Linked DNA regions of Homo sapiens: region 2 is linked to region 1. The links are chromatin loops, found by intact Hi-C in ENCODE. Cell type or tissue: PC-3. All regions are shown on one strand. Each heading gives the region's core, and the rest is flanking DNA. Links, peaks and the distances in the headings are about the cores only. Region 1 has its middle 100 kb from the start of LINC02772. Region 2 has its middle 63 kb from the start of FCRL5.

What was found. Peaks named below come from ENCODE experiments on the same cell type or tissue, not always from the same donor. Only the 100,000 strongest peaks of a DNase experiment are listed, where the experiment ranks them.
Region 2: it touches region 1 in a loop (10-fold over the local background); 98 of 110 quality-filtered maps call a loop at or near these places.

Annotation. Positions count from the first base shown.
Region 1 is chr1:157,373,418-157,382,119 of GRCh38, reverse strand. No RefSeq gene overlaps it. Among named protein-coding and RNA genes, the nearest start is that of LINC02772, 100 kb to the right of the region's middle. In PC-3, for the core only: CTCF peaks have their summits at 4,484 and 4,684; a DNase peak (open chromatin) is centred at 4,689; H3K27me3 peaks cover 6,369 bases.
Region 2 is chr1:157,485,136-157,493,860 of GRCh38, reverse strand. No RefSeq gene overlaps it. Among named protein-coding and RNA genes, the nearest start is that of FCRL5, 63 kb to the left of the region's middle. RefSeq lists an enhancer at 3,140-3,279. In PC-3, for the core only: CTCF peaks have their summits at 3,095 (motif pointing right) and 4,287; DNase peaks (open chromatin) are centred at 3,110 and 4,310; H3K27me3 peaks cover 1,786 bases.

The sequences.
Region 1 (8,702 bases), core at 1-8,000:
TGTATACTTATGTAACAAACCTGCACGTTCTGCACATGGATCCAGTAACTTAAACTAAAATTAAAAAAAAAAAAAACCTGTGATAGCCCTCTTAGAGCAGAGGTTAAGAAGAGGCAGAGGCTGACCGGGGCCCTGGAATCCCTGAGTGCTGATCCAAACTCAGCCATAGCTGGTCTCAGTGCTTAGACGTTATCACAGGAGCAGCATGAGTAACTTTATGATTGTGGGAAAAAGTGTGTCGGTGGGAGGAAGGGAGTGGTCTTGGAGTTTGTTTGTATTTGCTAAATTATAGAGTGCAGAGAAGGAGTAGTTGGAGATTAAGTTGGACATGTAAATGGACATGTAAAGTTAAGTTGAGCATGTAAATCACAATTGAAATTAGGCTTTGGACTTCTTGTTCAAGATATTCATGAACCAAGTACATGCATATGCCTCCCATCATTCCCTAAGCTTCTTAAAAATAATATAGTACATTTATGTTGCTTTAGTCTCTAAATCACAACATGAAGGTGAGACTGGTTGGCAGCTAATGAGCAGACCAGAGAGGCCTGGAATCTCAGAGAGAGATGGAAGAGGTGGCTTAGAAAGATAGTGCCAGACTCTGGACCAACCACATCAGAATCTCTGGGGTGGCTGCCAGGGAACAGTTTTCCTTTAAGGACCCAGGGGAGCCCAGTGTGCTCAATGCACAGCTAAGTTTGAGAATCACTGACTTAGAATACACAAATAGGGGCCCAGCAGGGATTGAAGCTGTCCGCCCAGAGGAACCCGCAGGGATTCTGAGCTCAGAGAGGCCAGGTGGGATGCAGGGTTGGGTGAGAAGTGGGGCTGAGGCAGGGAGCTTTGTGGGAGGTCCATGTATGATACAGTCAACCCCCACCCACCACCAGCTCCAGACACCAACCTTCCAGAAGCCAGGCATTTCCTCCTCTGACACCAACAACGGAGGGCTCTTCAAACACAAAAAGGAAAAATCCCTGAATGTATGGTCTGGAGAGAACTCAGGCAGCTGGTGTGGGCAGTGGAGTCTCAGGAAAGCCCCCCTCGTTGTTTAAATTTTTTTCTTCTTAATTATTATGGGTACATAATAGGTGTATCTATTTATGAGGTACATGGGATGTTTTGATACAGGCATACAATGTGTAATAATTACATTCCTGTAACTGGGACATCCATCTCTTGTACACTGTTAGTGGAAATGTAAATTAGTACAGTCACTATGGAGAACAGTATGGAGATTCCTCTGATGGAGGAAGATTCCACTGATGGAGAGATGGCTCGGGCCTGTGGTAGGGCCAGCTTCTGCCCAACGTCACTGTGTTGGTGACATTTGCACCCCAACCACAGCAGACTGCTGCCTTTCTGCAGGACTTCCTTTATCTCAAGAGTTCCCTCTCGGTTCTTGGTTTCTTTCATCCATCAGAGGAGGACCGACCACATCACCTACTCCAACCTCCAAACCCACCAAGGACTCAAGCCACAGCTATTCCACCCACCAGGGAAGTTTGTGGTCTCTGCAGATCCCACCTGCAACCCCAGAACGTGCCCACAGACCTTTGAGCCCCCTCTCGATGGGGCACAGAGGGGAGGGAGAGCCCAGCAGGAGCTGTTCATTGGGAAAACAACTCCTCATTTACAGGGGTTAGCCCCATCCCTTATGGACCACAGAAGGATGCCCTGTCAGCCTCCAGCCTTCCCACCTGCATAAGAGCCTTCCCTGCCATCCCCTGTCAAATGTCTGCTGTCCCTTCCACATGCAGCTCACATGGCCCTGGGGAGCCATCCCCGACCTGTCCCAGGTGAATTAGGTGCTCTGGGCCCTACCAGCACTCTTAGCTGTTATCCATGAATACCCTGAGGTTCTCATGTATGCTCTGGAACAAGACAGCAGCTTCCAGCTAAGCTACAGGCAGCAGCCTGGACTGCTTGTCATGCAGCACATATTTACTGAGCACACCTGAGCCTGGCACTGGAGGAGACTTCCCTTCCTGTCCAGTCACCATCTGCTGCTGTCACTGAGCTCCTAGGTGGCTTCACAGAGAGCACAGCCTCACCCAGCACCTCCCCTTCCGACAGACACCTCAGCCCACAAGTGGCCCAAGCTACGTGTTCTGTGGAAAAATGAAGGAGAGCTCCTCTCCTTTAGTTGTCTTCAGGCGGCCCTGAGCAGTCAGGTGTGCGCTGTTGTTCCATAGCTGACAGCGCAGCCCACCCTGGCTGTGTGGTGCCCACCTCCTTAGGAGCCTGCAGGGCTCCAGCTCAGGGCTGGGCCCAAGACACACTCCAGCGTCAGCCATCTTGCTTGCTGGGGAGGCACCTCAGGTACAGGTTGAACTTCTGAAATGCAGTTTTTTACCCTCAGCAAAGAAAAATGAGAGAAAAAAGTAACAGTTTAAATTGTGTAGCAATTCTACCCCACTAGAATCAACTTCGCTCAAATACCTAAAGCCTTGGCGTGAATATGAGTTGGAATTTGTAAATCCATGGTTCCCTTGGTCCATCTCTCTGTTCCCACCCACCTTTCTGGGTGCCCATGGTTTGCTGGTATCTGATTAAAGGCCAGCTCTCAAGGAGCGAAGAGCCCTGGTTTCAAGCACTTGGCAATTTCTGTGGTGTAAATACCCCACTTTGGCTGATTTCAAGCTACCAACATCATGACTGTGAATATAGATTTGGGAGGAGATGAACAAAACCAGCTCACAAGTGGTTTCCAGCTGGCTCCAGCACACACTGTCCACGAGTGCATCTAATGTTTAAATGTGAAGGGCACATTTTTCACATAGCATGGCCCCTAAACATCAGCCAACTGTTTCATCAGGAAGAAAATGCAGGCTCTTCTAAAGCAGGAAAAACTCTAAGGGATTCACAAGAGTAATTGTATTTATTTTTCTATTTTTAAAATGTTATTTTCTATTTAATTGACAAAATCATGTATATTTTTGTACACAACATGTTTTTAAATACGTGAACATTGTAGATGGCTACATCTAACTAATTAACTTATACATTAATTACCTCACATACTTATCGTGTGTGTGTGTTTGTGTGTGTGTGTGTGAGAGAGATGAGAAGACTTAAAATCTACTTTCTTGTAAATTTCCAAGAATACAGTGTGTTACTATTAGCCATGGTCACCATGTTTTACAATAGATCTCTTGGACTTACTATTCTTCTCTAACTGAAATTTTGTATCCTTCGTCCAACATCTCCTCCCACTGTGCCCTTACCTCTGGAAATCACCATTCTACTTTCTACTTCTATGACTTCAACTTTTTAGCTTTCATATGTAAGTGTGGTCATGAGATATTTTTCTTTCCATGCTGGCTTATTTCGCTTAACGTAATGTCCTTTAAGTTCATCCGTGTTGTCATAAATGATTGAATTTCCTTCTTTCTAATGGCTAAATTGTATTCCACAGTGTATAGATACTACATTTTCTTTATCCGTCCATTATTTGATGCACACTTAGGTTGATTCCGTATCTCAGCTATTGGGAATAGTGCTGTAATAAACACGGAAGTGCAGCTATCTCTTCAACATACTGATTTCACTTCCTTTGGTTATATACCCAGAAGCAGGATTGCTGGATCATACGGTAGTTCTGTTTTTAATTTTTTGAGGACCCTCCATGCTATTTTCCCTAATGACTGTACTAATTTCCATCCCCACCAAGAGTGTACTTGGGTTCTGTTCTTCCACATCCTCACCAACACTTGCTGTCTTTCATCTTTTTGATAATAGCCATTCTAAGAGGTGTCGGGTGATAGCTCACTGGTGTTGATTTGCATTTCCCTGATGATTAGTGACTTTGAGCATTTTTTCATATACTCGTTGGCCATTCATATGTCTTCTGAGAAATGTCTATTCGGATCCTTTGCCTACTTTTTAATCAGATTCTTTGTTTTCTTATTGTTGGGTTGTTTGAACTCCTTATATATTTTGGATAGTAATCCCTTATCAGATGCGTGGTTTGCAAATATTTTCTCCCATTCCATAGATTGTTTCTTCACTCTGTTAATTGTTTCCTTGGCTGGGCGGAGCCTTTTAGTTTAACGTAAGCCTATTTATTTCTTTTTGCTTTTGTTTTCTTCTGGTAGTTTTATAATTTCAGGTCTTATATTTAAGTCTTTAATTGATTTTGAGTTGATTTTTGCACATGGAGTGAGATGAAGGTCCATTTTCACCCTTCTGCATGTGGAAATCCAGTTGTCCCAACACCAGAGTAATTTTAACTGTACTTAACTTCCACTTTAAAACTTAATTCTTCCCTCCAGTAACCGAAGGAAAGGCATGGTTACTTCTCCTCCACCCTTCTTCACTAGGCCGTCCAAGCCCAGGCTGAAGGGAGTTCCCCCATCTACCTCCCCACCAGACTAAAATTTGAGGGCACAAAATGACTTTATTTTTGGGAGCCCAGCATGCTTGGAGGCAGAACTTGGGATCCAGCGGGACACTGATTCCATCCCTGCTTCTACCGCTAAGCTCTGTCATCCAGCACATCCTCAATGGCCTCATCTGGAAAATGGGATAATACCTCCTCTGCAGGGTTGCTGGGAGGACTAAATAGATAGAAGAAAGCCCCACACACAGCACAACACACAACAGGGCAACTCCGACTGCCTCCCCTCCCCCATTCTTCCCCAGAGAAACAGGGCTGAGCCATAGTCGGGCAATGTCGCCACTTAGTGGCTGTGCTCAGAATTGCCCAAAAGACCAACAGTTTCCGGATTTGAGGAAAACCGGGAAAGCACTTAGAGAAGAGGTGCTGGGATTCTGAGATGCCATTTGGCATTATGGAAAGTGACTGGGCACTAGCATCCGGAAAATGAGGTTCAAGTCCCAGCCTTGCCAAATATTAGCTGTTTGATCCTAATCAAGTTGTGTAACTTCTCTAAGCATCAGTTTCCTGTTGTGTAAAATGGAGACAAGAATTGTCATCTCATTAGATGAATGCTGGGTAAGCATTTGTTGCCCTTATCTTGCTCCTGACCCTCTTTTACTCCCTCTCCCCATCCTGATAAACATCACCTACCTGGTTCCTGACCCCCTCAGTAGTTCCCTTGGCCACATCTTTTCGACTTTATTTTTCAGATGTAGAACCTAATTTCCCCCTAAACCCTTTACCCCTCATGGGGAGAACCTCAAAGTCTACAGTTTTAACCTCAGTATCTTAGGTTTAAAAACTCTAAATTCTTATACTATGTAGTAACAGACTCCTGGTGATACATTCATGGTGACAAAATTATGTGGACAATGATTCATAAAGCAGAAAGCAAGTTACTCATTTATAATAGAAAAGATACTCCTGTCTGGGGATGGGTACCAAGTCAGCAAACCAAGATACTCCCTATTAATAGGGGAGTATCTTCCAGATAACAAGGGATATTACTGGACACAGACTCCGAGATGGTCAGGGTGAGGGACTTTACTCCCACATTCAGGAACACCCCGAGACCCCGTAACCCCGGCTGGAAACACCTCCCTGGTGGGCTGATGCCTGTGACCCTGCCCCGAGGACACATGCCCACCAGCCTCGCTTCTGCGCTGACCAGCGCCTTCCAAGTATTGAGCCCTCCCTAGATGGGCCGAGCCTTAGTCTGCTGGTCTGGGAAAGCCCGGGCTTTAGAACTGCACAGAACTGGGTCTGAATCTCATCTTCCACTTATTATCTGGGTGACCCGGGACAGATTGCTGAACTTGCCTGAGCCTATGAGCTCATCACAATGGTGCACAAGCACCCACTTCAGGGAGTGTCTGCGTTGAGTAAGTGAGGCCCTGTGCGTGCCCAGTGAGGTCCCTGGCATATGCTCAGCCAATGCTCCTATTTCATTCTGAACCCTGCATCTGGGAGATCTTTCCTCCATTCCGAAGGTGCTGGCTTTACCACCAGGCGAGAGTCATGGCTCTGTATTTTCCAATTTTTCTTTCAAAGTAAAACTATTAGACAGGCTTGGTGGCCCACACCTGTAATCCCAACACTCTGGGAGGCAGAGGTGGGAGGATGGCTTGAGCCCAGGATTTTGAAACCAGCATAGGCAACACAATGAGACCTCGTCTCTACCAAAAAAAAAAAAAAAACCTAAAAATTATCTGGGCGAGGTGGTGCACACCTGTGGTCCTAGTTACTTGGTAGGCTGAGGTGAGAGGATTGCTTGAGCCAGGGAGGTCAAGGCTACAGGAAGCACTGATAGCACCACTGCACTCCAGTCACGGCAATAGAGGGAGAACCTGTCTCAAAAAAAAAAAAGAAAAGAAAATCTCCTTGAGGACAGCAAACACCTGAGGATAGATACACACTAATTCTTTTAGTCAACTTATTTCTGCATTTTAAAGTATGAACCACTGAAACCCATTTACAATGAAAGAAAATTTTTAAAGTGTATATTTATAACACTTCCCTCCACACCCCCAGTAGATTCTTCACTCATCAGAAAGAAATGTCATTAAACCTAAGCAAATGGATAAGCTGAATAGATTACGTATTTGTTTTCAAAGGACTAGAAAGAACAGGTTATGAAAAAGGCAATTATTTCAAATGAACATTAGGAAACCATGGGGAACTGTATAAATGTGTGCCTAGGGTCGCAGTCTCTGGGGTAGAGTTAAGTGTGTGGCATGATCCCAAGAGCCTCACCAACCAAAATACCAATCAGAGATAAGAAAAGGCTAAAAATGAGGCAGAAGCCCTCGCTCCTGTCTGGGATTTGGTTAGAGAGTGTAGCCCTTTTCTTGCCAGGACCCTCACTCGACACCAGCTCCATCAAGGAGTGGATGTTTTCTCCCCCACTCACCTTCAGAGACCTTTACACTCTGCAAATGATGTTGGCTGCTGTTGCCAAAGTCCTCAAAACCTCCCTACATGGAAGAATTTCTCCTGTGCAGAGATGGCTGTCCTCGGGGCTGAACACTTCCATCTACTGAGATCTGCCGTGAGTCTCCTCATGACCTGGAGGGAGATCTGGCCTCTGCCCATCACACCTATGTAACTACTCTGCTCTCTGCCCATCCTTTCCCCTGGACCTTCTGGTCAGGGAATGTGCAGAGGGAAGGAGGGAAGTCCACTGTCCCCATTCCCTGTAGGGTGGGCAGATGCAGGAGGGCCCATTTATTAGAATCTAACCATGCAAAGAACATCCCCACTCCCACCCAGAAAAAATGTCTACTACTAATTGATTGGCCTGGGTGTCCCTATCCTTAGGGCTTTGAAATAGGTTTTATCCCTTTGGAAAGCTGTCCTCACCAAAGGACAAAATCTGCTCTTCTAACAAATTTATTTGCAGGCTTCTGAATAATCTCTGGGGGCCCTGGGCATCTGCTCTACGTGTTTACATCTGGCTGTGTGCTCCCTGAATATTTCATTCAGTTAACAGTCATTTAGTGCCTACTATGTACAAGGCAATGAGGCTAAGCACTTGATATGCATTATCTCAATTCCCAAAATAACTCTTTGTGGTGGGTATAATCAATGTATTCACTTTATAGATGAGAAAACAAGGTTTAGAGGATCAAAGGGACTTAATCCAGATCCAAGGCTGGTAAATACTGGAGCAAAAATTCAAACTCAGATCAGTCTGGCCCCGTATCATTTTTTCTATACTTCCAATACAGTGTTTAAAAAGAAAACAACTTAGCTTGGACATAATTTACATACCATATATTTCCCCATTTAAAGTGTACATTTCAATACTTTTTAATATATTCACAAGTTTGTGCAGCCATCAAAACAGTCCATTTTAGAACTTTTTTTTTTTTTTTTTTGAGATGGAGTCTTGCTCTGTTGCCCAGGCTGGAGTGGAGTGGTGCGATCTTGGCTCACTGCAACCTCCGCCTCCCCAGTTCAAGTGATTCTCCTGCCTCAGCCTCCTGAGTAGCTGGGATTACAGGCACACACCACAATGCCCGGCTACTTCTTTTAATTATTATTTTTAGTAGAGATGGGGTTTCAGCATGTCTGTCAGGCTGGTCTCAAACTCCTGACTTCGTGATCCACCTGCCTCAGTCTCCCAAAGTGCTGGAATTACAGGCACGAGCCACCGTGCCAGGCCAGGACATTATTACCTCAAAAAAAGTTTGTATCCTTCAGCCATCCACCCATTTTCTCCTATTCCCCATCTTTCCTCAGCCCTAATCTAATTTCTGTCGCTATAGAGTTTCCTATTCTGGACTTTCATAGGAGTGGAATCAAATAGATGTGGTCTTTTGTGACTGGCTTCTTTAATTCAGCACAAGATTTCAAGGTTCATCAGTGTTGTGTTATAGTTCAGTTCTAATATCGCATTATATGGATATACAATTTTTTACTTATCTATTCATTCATCCACTGAGTTGTTTCCACCATTTGGCTATTATGAACAATGCTGCTATAAACACTCATGTGCAAGTTTCTGTGTGAACATGTGTTTTCATTTCTCTTGGGTATATGCCTAGAAGTGGAACTGCTGGATTATACGGTAAAATTCTATGTTCAATCATATGAGAAACTGACAGACTGCCTTCTAACACAGCTGCACTTCGCCATCAATGTATGAGGGCTTCAATTCCTCCACATCTTTGCCAGCACTTGTCGTTATGAACTTTTTGATTCTAGCTATCCTGATGGATGTAAAGTGGTATCTCAAGGTTTTGGTTTGCATTTTCCTGATGACTAATGCTGTCAAGCACCTTTTCATGTGTGTATTGGCCATTTGTATATCTTCTTTGGG
Region 2 (8,725 bases), core at 726-8,725, 110 kb before region 1:
TCTGCAGTGTTTTGCTTCTCAAGCATTTATCGTTTGTAATTAAAGATTATGTGTGTCAGTTATTTTTAACATGGGGTTCTCTCTGCATACATATGCTCCATGAAGGGCTGTTTTCTCATCATCAGATGAGCCCATCTGGGAATGCGGAGTGAAACTATCACCTTTTACCCCATCCTGGAATTGTGAAAAACGGAAGATTTCTAAGAAGATTCTGAGCAAATCCTTTTCTGGCACCTGTGGTCAGTCCCTACCAGGGTCCCCATCTTAAGCCTTCAAGACCTTTCGGTTCAAACTATTTTTTTAAAGGTAGAGAATGTAACAATACAATAAAACATGGACATAGTTTTTTAAAAGGAAATGGAAACATAATCCACAGATGGGAGAAAATATTTGCATTTGTATATGTGATAAGGTATTTTTATCCAGAATATATGAAAAACTCTCACAACTGAACAATAAAAAGACAAATAACCTAATTTACAAATAGGCAAATGATCTAATAGGCATTTCCCCAAAGAAGATATACAAATGGCCAGTACACACATGAAAAGATGCTTGGCAGCATTAGTCATCAGGAAAATGCAAACCAAAACCTTGAGATACCACTTCACATCCATCAGGGTAGCTAGAATCAAAAAGTTCATAATGACAAGTGCTGGCAAAGATGTGGAGAAATTGAAGCCCTCATACATTGATGGCGAAGTGCAGCTGTGTTAGAAGGCAGTCTGTCAGTTTCTCATATGATTGAACATAGAATTCTACCATATAATCCAGCAGTTCGTTCCACTTCTAGGCATATACCCAAGAGAAATGAAAACACATGTTCACACAGAAACTTGCACATGAGTGTTTATAGCAGCATTGTTCATAATAGCCAAATGGTGGAAACAAACAATGGATGAGTGAATACATAAATAAAATATTGTATATCCATATAATGGGATATTAGAACTGAACTATAACACAACACTGATGAACCTTGAAATGTTGTGCTGAATTAAAGCAACCAGTCACAGAAGACCACATCTATTTGATTCGACTCCTATGAAAGTCCAGAATAGGAAACACTATAGAGAGAGAAATTAGATTAGTGGTTACCCAGGGCTGAGGAAAGTCCAGAATAGGAAACACTATAGGGAGAGAAATTAGATTAGTGGTTACGCAGGGCTGTGGAATAGGAGAAAATGGGTGGATGGCCGAAGGATACAAACTTTTTTTGAGGTAATGAAAATGTCCTAAAATGGACTCTTTTGATGGCAGCACAAATTTGTGAATACATTAAAAAGTATTGAAATGTACACTTTAAATGGGGAAATATATGGTATGTAAATTATGTCCAATCAAAGCTGTTTTCTTTTTAAAGATTGTATTGGAAGTATAGAACAAGTGATATGGGGCCAGACTGACCTGAGTATGAATTTTTGCTCCAGTATTTACGAGCCTTGGGTCTTAAGTTCCTTTGATCCTCTAAGCCTTGCTTTTCTCATCTATAAAGTGAATACATTGATTATACCCACCACAAAGAGTTGTTCTGGGAATTGAGATAATGCATATCAAGTGCTTAGCCTCATTGCCTTGTACATAGTAGGCACTAAATAACTGTTAACTGAATGAAATATGCCAGGGAGCACACAGCCAGATGTAAACACGTAGAGCAGATGCCCAGGGCCCCCAGAGATTATTCAGAAGCCTGCAAATAAATTTGTTAGAGGAGCAGATTTTGTCCTTTGGTGGGGACAGCTTTCCAAAAGGGATAAAACCTATTTCAAAGCCCCAAGGATAGGGACACCCAAGCCAATCAATTAGTAGTAGACATTTTTTCTGGGTGGGAGTGGGGACGTTCTTTGCATGGTTAGATTCTAATAAATGGGCTCTCCTGCATCTCCCCACCCTACAGGGAATGGGGACAGTGGACTTCCCTCCTTTCCTCTACACATTCCCTGACCAGAAGGTCCAGGGGAAAGAAGGGGTGGGCAGAGAGCAGAGTGGTTACATGGGTGTGATGGTCAGAGGCCAGATCTCCCTCCAGGTCATCAGGACACTCAGGGTAGATCTCAGGAGATGGAAGTGTTCATGCCCGGGGACAGCCATCTCTGCACAGGAGAAATTCTTCCATCTCCCATGTAGGGAGGTTTTGAGGACTTTGGCAACAGCAGCCAACATCATTTGCGGGGTATGAAGGTCTCTGAAGGCCAGTGGGGGAGAAAACATCCACTCCTTGATGGAGCTGGTGCCGAGTGAGGGTCCTGGCAAGAACAGGGCTGCACTCTCTAACCAAATCCCAGACAGGAGTGAGGGCTTCTGCCTCATTATTAGCCTTGTCTTATCTCTGATTGTTATTTTCATTGGTGAGGCTCTTGGGATCATGCCACACAGTTAACTCTACCCCAGAGACTGTGACCCCAGGCACACATTTATACAGTTCCCCATGGTTTCCTAATGTTCATTTGAAATAATTGCCTTTTTCATAACCTGTTCTTTCTAGTCATTTGGAAACAAATACGTAATCTATTCAGCTTATCCATTGGCTTAGGTTTAATGACATTTCTTTCTGATGAGTGAAGAATCCACTGGGGGTGTGGAGGGAAGTGTTATAAATATACACTTTTAAAATTTTCTTTCATTGTAAATGGGTTTCAGTGGTTCATACTTTAAAATGCAGAAATAAGTTGACTAAAAGAATCAGTGTGTATCTATCCTCAGGGGTTTCCTATCCTCAAGGACATTTTTTTTTTGAGACAGGGTCTCCCTCTGTTGCCCCAGCTGGAGTGCAGTGGTGCTATCAGTGCTTCCTGTAGCCTCGACCTCCCTGGCTCAAGCAATCCTCTCACCTCAGTCTGCCAAGTAACTAGGACCACAGGTGTGCACCACCACGCCCAGATAATTTTTAGATTTTTTTTTTTTTTTTTTTTTTTTTTTTTGTAGAGACGAGGTCTCATTGTGTTGCCTACGCTGGTTTCAAACTTCTGGGCTCAAGCCATCCTCCCTCTTCTGCCTTCCAAAGTGCTGGGATTACAGGTGTGAGCCACCAATCCGGTCCAATAGTTTTACTTTGAAGAAAAATTTGGAAAATGCAGAGCCACGAGGGGGCGCCCTGGACTCTGGCCTGGTGGTAAAGCCAGCACCTTCAGAGTGGAGGAAGGATCTCCTAGACGCTGAGTTCAGAACGAAATAGGAGCATTGGCTGACCATCTGCCGGGGACCTCACTGGGCAAGCACAGGGCCTCACTTACTCAGCGCAGACACTCCCTGAAGTGGGTGCTTGTGCCCCATTGTGATGAGGTCACAGACTCAGGCAAGTTCAGCAATCTGTCCCGGGTCACTCAGATAATAAGTGGAAGACCCAGTTCTGTGCAGTTCTAAAGCCCGGGCTTTCCCAGACCAGCCGACTATGGCTTGGCCCATCTAGGGAGGGCTCAATACTTGGAAGGTGCTGGTCAGCGCAGAAGCGAGGCTGGTGGACACGTGTCCTCGGGGCAGGGTCACAGGCATCAGCCCACCAGGGAGGTGTTTCCAGCTGGGGTCACGAGGTCTCGGAGTGTTCCTGAATGTGGGAGAAACAGTCCCTCACCCTGACCATCTCGGAGTCTGTGTCCAGCAAGAGCCCTTGTTATTTGGAAGATACTCCCTTATTAATGGGGAGTATCTTGGTTTGCTGACTTGGTACCCATCCCCAGACAGGAGTATCTTTTCTATTATAAATGAGTAACTTGCTTTGTGCTTTAGAGATCATTGTCCACATAATTTTATCACCACGAATGTGTCACCAGGAGTCTGTTACTAAATAGTATAAGAATTTAGAGTTTTTAAACCTAAGATACTGAGGATAAAAACTGTAGACTTTGAGGTTCTCCCCATAAGGGGTAAAGAGTTTAGGGGGAAATTAGGTTCTACATCTGAAAAATAAAGTAGAAAAGATGTGGCCAGGAGAACTACTGAGGGGGTCAGGAACCAGGAAGGTGATGTTTATCAGGATGGGGAGAGGGGGCTGGAAGAGGGTCAGGAGCAAAAGAAAGGCAATAAACACTTACCCAGAGTTAATCTAATGAGATGACAATTCTTGTCTCCATTTTACACATGAGGAAACTGATGCTTAGAGAAGTTACATAACTTGATTAGGATCAAACAGCTAATATTTGGCAAGGCTGGGACCTGAACCTGGTTTTCCAGATACCAGTGCCCAGTCACTTTCCATAATGCCAAATGGCCTCTCAGAATCCCAACACCTCTTCTTTAAATGCTTTCCCTTTTTTCCTCAAATCCAGAAACTGTTGGTCTTTTGGGCAATTCTGACCACAGCCACTAAGTGGCGATATTGTCCAACTATGGCTCAGCCCTGTCTCTCCTAGGAAGAATGGGGGAAGGGAGGGAGTAGAAGATCCCCTGTTGTTTTTTGTGTGTTGTGCTGTTCGTAGCGCTTTTTTTTTTTTTTTTTTTTTTTGAGACGGAGTCTTGCTCTGTTGCCCAGGCTGAAGTGCAGTGGTGCGATCTCGGCTCACTGCAAGCTCCGTTTCCCGGGTACACGCCATTCTCCCTCCTCAGCCTCCAGAGTAGCTGGGACTACAGGCGCCCGCCACCACGCCCGGCTAATTTTTTGTATTTTTTAGTAGAGACGGGGTTTCACCATGTTAGCCAGGATGGTCTCGATCTCCTGACCTCGTGATCCGCCCGCCTCGGCCTTCCAAAGTGCTGGGATTACAGGCGTGAGTCACTGCGCCCGTCCGCGTGGGGCTTTCTTCTATCTATTTAGTCCTCCCAGCAACCCTGCAGAGGAAGTATTATCCCATTTTCCAGATGAGGCCATTGAGGATCTGCTGGATGACAGAGCTTAGCGGTAGAAGCAGGAATGGAATCAGTGTCCGGCTGGTTGCCAAGTCCTGCCTCCAAGCATCCTGGGTTCCCAAATATAAAGTCATTTTATGCCCTCAAATTTTAGTCTGGTGGGGAGGTAGATAGGGGAACTCCTTTAAGCCTGGGCTTGGACGGCCTAGTGAAGAAGAAGGGCGGGTGAGAAGTAACCATGCCTTTCCTTTGGTTACTGGAGGGAAGAATTAAGTTTTAAGGTGGAAGTTAAATACAGTTAAAATTACTCTGGTGTTGGGACAACTGGATTTCCACATGCAGAAGAGTGAAAATGGATCCTTATCTCACACCATGTGCAAAAATCAACTCAAAATCAATTAAAGACTTAAATATAAGGCCTGAAATTATAAATCTACTAGAAGAAAACAAAAGCAAAAAGAAATAAATAGGATTACATTAAACTAAAAGGCTCCTGCGCAGCCAAGGAAACAACAGAATGAAGAAACAATCTACAGAATGCGAGAAAATATTTGCAAACCAGGCATCTGGTAAGGGATTGCTATCCAAAATATATAAGGAACTCAAACAACCCAATAATAAGAAAACAAAGAATCTGATTAAAAAATAGGCAAAGGATCTGAATAGACATTTTTCAGAAGACATAAAAATGGCCTATGAGTATAGGAAAAAATGCACAACGTCACTAATCACCAGGGAAGTGCAAATCAACACCAGTGAGCTATCACCCCACACCTCTTAGAATGGCTATTATCAAAAAGATGAAAGACAGCAACTGTTGGTGAGGATGTGGAAGAAAAGAACCCAAGTACACTCTTGGTGGGGATGGAAATTAGTACAGTCATTAGGGAAAACAGCATGGAGGGTCCTCAAAATATTAAAAACAGAACTACCGTATGATCCAGCAATCCCACTTCTGGGTATATATCCAAAGGAAGTGAAATTAGTATGTTGAAGACATAGCTGCACTTCCATGTTTATTGCAGCACTATTCCCAATAGCTGAGATATGGAATCAACCTAAGAGTGCATAAAATGATGAACGGATAAAGAAAATGTAGTATCTATACATTGTGGAATACAATTTAGCCATTAGAAGAAAATTCTGTCATTTATGACAACATGGATGAACTTGGAGGAAATTATGTTAATTGAAATAAGCCAGCATAGAAAGAAAAATACCTCATGACTTCACTTAAACATGAAATCTAAAAAGTTGAAGTCATCGAAGTAGGAAGTAGAATGGTGATTACCAGAGGCAGGGGAGTGGGAGGAGATGTTGGGCAAAGGATACAAAATTTCAGTTAGAGAAGAATAATAAGTCCAAGAGATCTATTTTAAAACATGGTGACTGTGGCTAATAGTAACACACTGTATTCCTGGAAATTTACAGGAAATTAGATTTTAAGTGTTCTTATCTCACACACACACACACACAAACATAAGTATGTGATGTAATGTATATGTTAATTAGCTACATATAGCCATCTACAATGTACATGTATTAAAAACATGTCATATACAATAAATATACATGGTTTTGTCAATTAAATAAAAATAACATTTTAGAAATAGAAAAATAAATACAATTACTCTTGGGAATCCCTTAGAGTTCCTCCTGCTTTAGAAGAGACTGCATTTTCTTCCTGATGAAATGGTTGGCTGGTGTTTAGGGGCCATGCTATGTGAAAAATGTGTCCTTCACGTTTAAACGTTAGATCCACCCACAGACAGTGTGTGCTGGAGCCAGCTGCAAACCACTTGTGAGCTGGTTTTGTGCATCTCCTCCCAAATCTATATTCACAGTCATGATGTTGGTAGCTTGAAATCAGCCACACAGAAATTGGCAAACACTTGAAACCAGGGCTCTTTGCTCCTTGAGAGCTGGCCTTTAAACAGATATAAGCACACCATGGGCACCCAGAAAGGTGGGTGGGAACAGAGAGATGGACCAAGGGAACCATGGATTTACAAATCCCAACCCATATTCGCTCCAAGGCTTTAGGTATTTGAACGAAGTCGATTCTATTGTGGTAGAATTGCTGTACAATTTAAACTGTTATTTTCTCTCTCATTTTTCTTTGCTGAGGGTGAAAAACTGCATTTGAGAAGTTCAGCCTGCACCTGAGGTGCCTTCCCTGGCAAGCAAGATGGCTGATTGCTGGAGTGTGTCTTGGGGCCCAGCCCTGAGCTGGAGCCCTGCTGGCTCCTAAGGAGGTGGGCACCACACAGCCAGGGTGGGCTGCGCTGTCAGCTATGGAACAACAGCTCACACCTGACTGCTCAGGGCCGCCTGATAACATTTAAGGAAGAGGAGCTCTCCTTCATTTTACCACAGGACATGTGGCTTGGGCCCCTTGTGGGCTGAGGTGTCTGTCAGAAGGGGAGGTGCTGGGTGAGGCTGTGCTCTCTGTGAAGCCACCTAGGGGCTCAGTGACAGCAGCAGGTGGTGACTGGACAGGAAGGGAAGTCTCCTCCAGTGCCAGGCTCAGGTGTGCTCAGTAAATATGTGCTGCATGACAATCAGAGCAGGCTGCCACCTGTAGCTTAGGTGGAAGCTGCTTGTCTTGTTCCTGTGTGTTCCTGACAACCCCAGGATGTTCACAGGCAGGGTTGGAACTGGGGTGGGGCAGCACAACCCCCAGTCTCAGGTGCCCACCCTGCACCAGGGTGAACCTCAGTGCTATAGACCGAATTGTTCCCCACAGAATGCAGCTGGGGATGGAAGTGCTAAGCACCAGGACCTTCGGATGTGACTGTATTTGGGATGGGGCCTTTAAAGACATGAGGAAGGTAAACTGAGGTCAAATGAGTGAGCTCTAATCCAATACACCTGATGTCCTTATACGAACAGGAGATTGGGAGTTTAAGCAGGCGCACATGAAGACCTGGTTAAGACACTGGGGGAAGACAGAGGCCTCCAAGACACCCAATCTGCCGGCACCTTAGCCTTGTTCTTCTAGCCTCCAGAACTGTGAGAAGATCAACATATGTTGTTTAAGCTTCCCGGGCTGTGGTCTTTGCTGTGGCAGCCTGAGCTGAGCTGACTAATATACTGAGAGTGAGGGCCTCCCCACCTCACCTCTTCATGGGGCCTGGTCCTGCATCAGCAGAGGGCAGGCAGAGCCAGGGCACCTGGTTACACCACAGATGATTGACAACTTGCTCTGAGTACTGGGGGAGCCCAGAGCCCCTAATTAATCTGGGGCAGGTCAGAGCCAGCTCCCCAGGGCCATGTGAGCTGCATGTGGAAGGGGCAGCAGACATTTGACAGGGGATGGCAGGGAAGGGTCTTACTCAGGGACTGGGTGCAGGTGGGCAGACTGGAGGCTGATGGGGCGGCCTTCTGTGGTTCACAAGGGATGGGGCTGTCTCAGCCCCACTTCTCACCCAACCCTGCATCCCACCTGGCTTCTCTGAGCTCAGAATCCCTGCGGGTTCCTCTTGGCAGACAGCTCCAATCCCTGCTGTGCCCCTATTTGTGTATTCTAGGTCAGTGATACTCAAACTAAGCTGTGGGAGGTCCATGTATGATGGACCCATAACCCTAGAAGAAATTAAAATGGTAGCCAAAGATTTGTCCTTATAAAGGGCATGGAGCACATACGGTTTTAGGAGTGAGGACTCCTAAATGGCCAAGAAAAATAAAATTCTTATGTTATATACAGTGTTCCAGAGCTGAGAAAAAGGAAAGAATAGGGTTTTTGTTTGTTTGTTTAGTGATTGGGTATCACTCTGTCACCCAGGCTGGAGTGCAGTGGCACAATCATAGCTCACTGCAGCCTCAAATCCCTGGGCTCAAGCAATCCTCCCACCTAGGCCTCCCAAGTAGCTAAGACTATTGGTGCATGCCAGCATGCCCGGTTAGTAGGTCATTCTGAAAGGATAGTTTAATATAGTAGGTC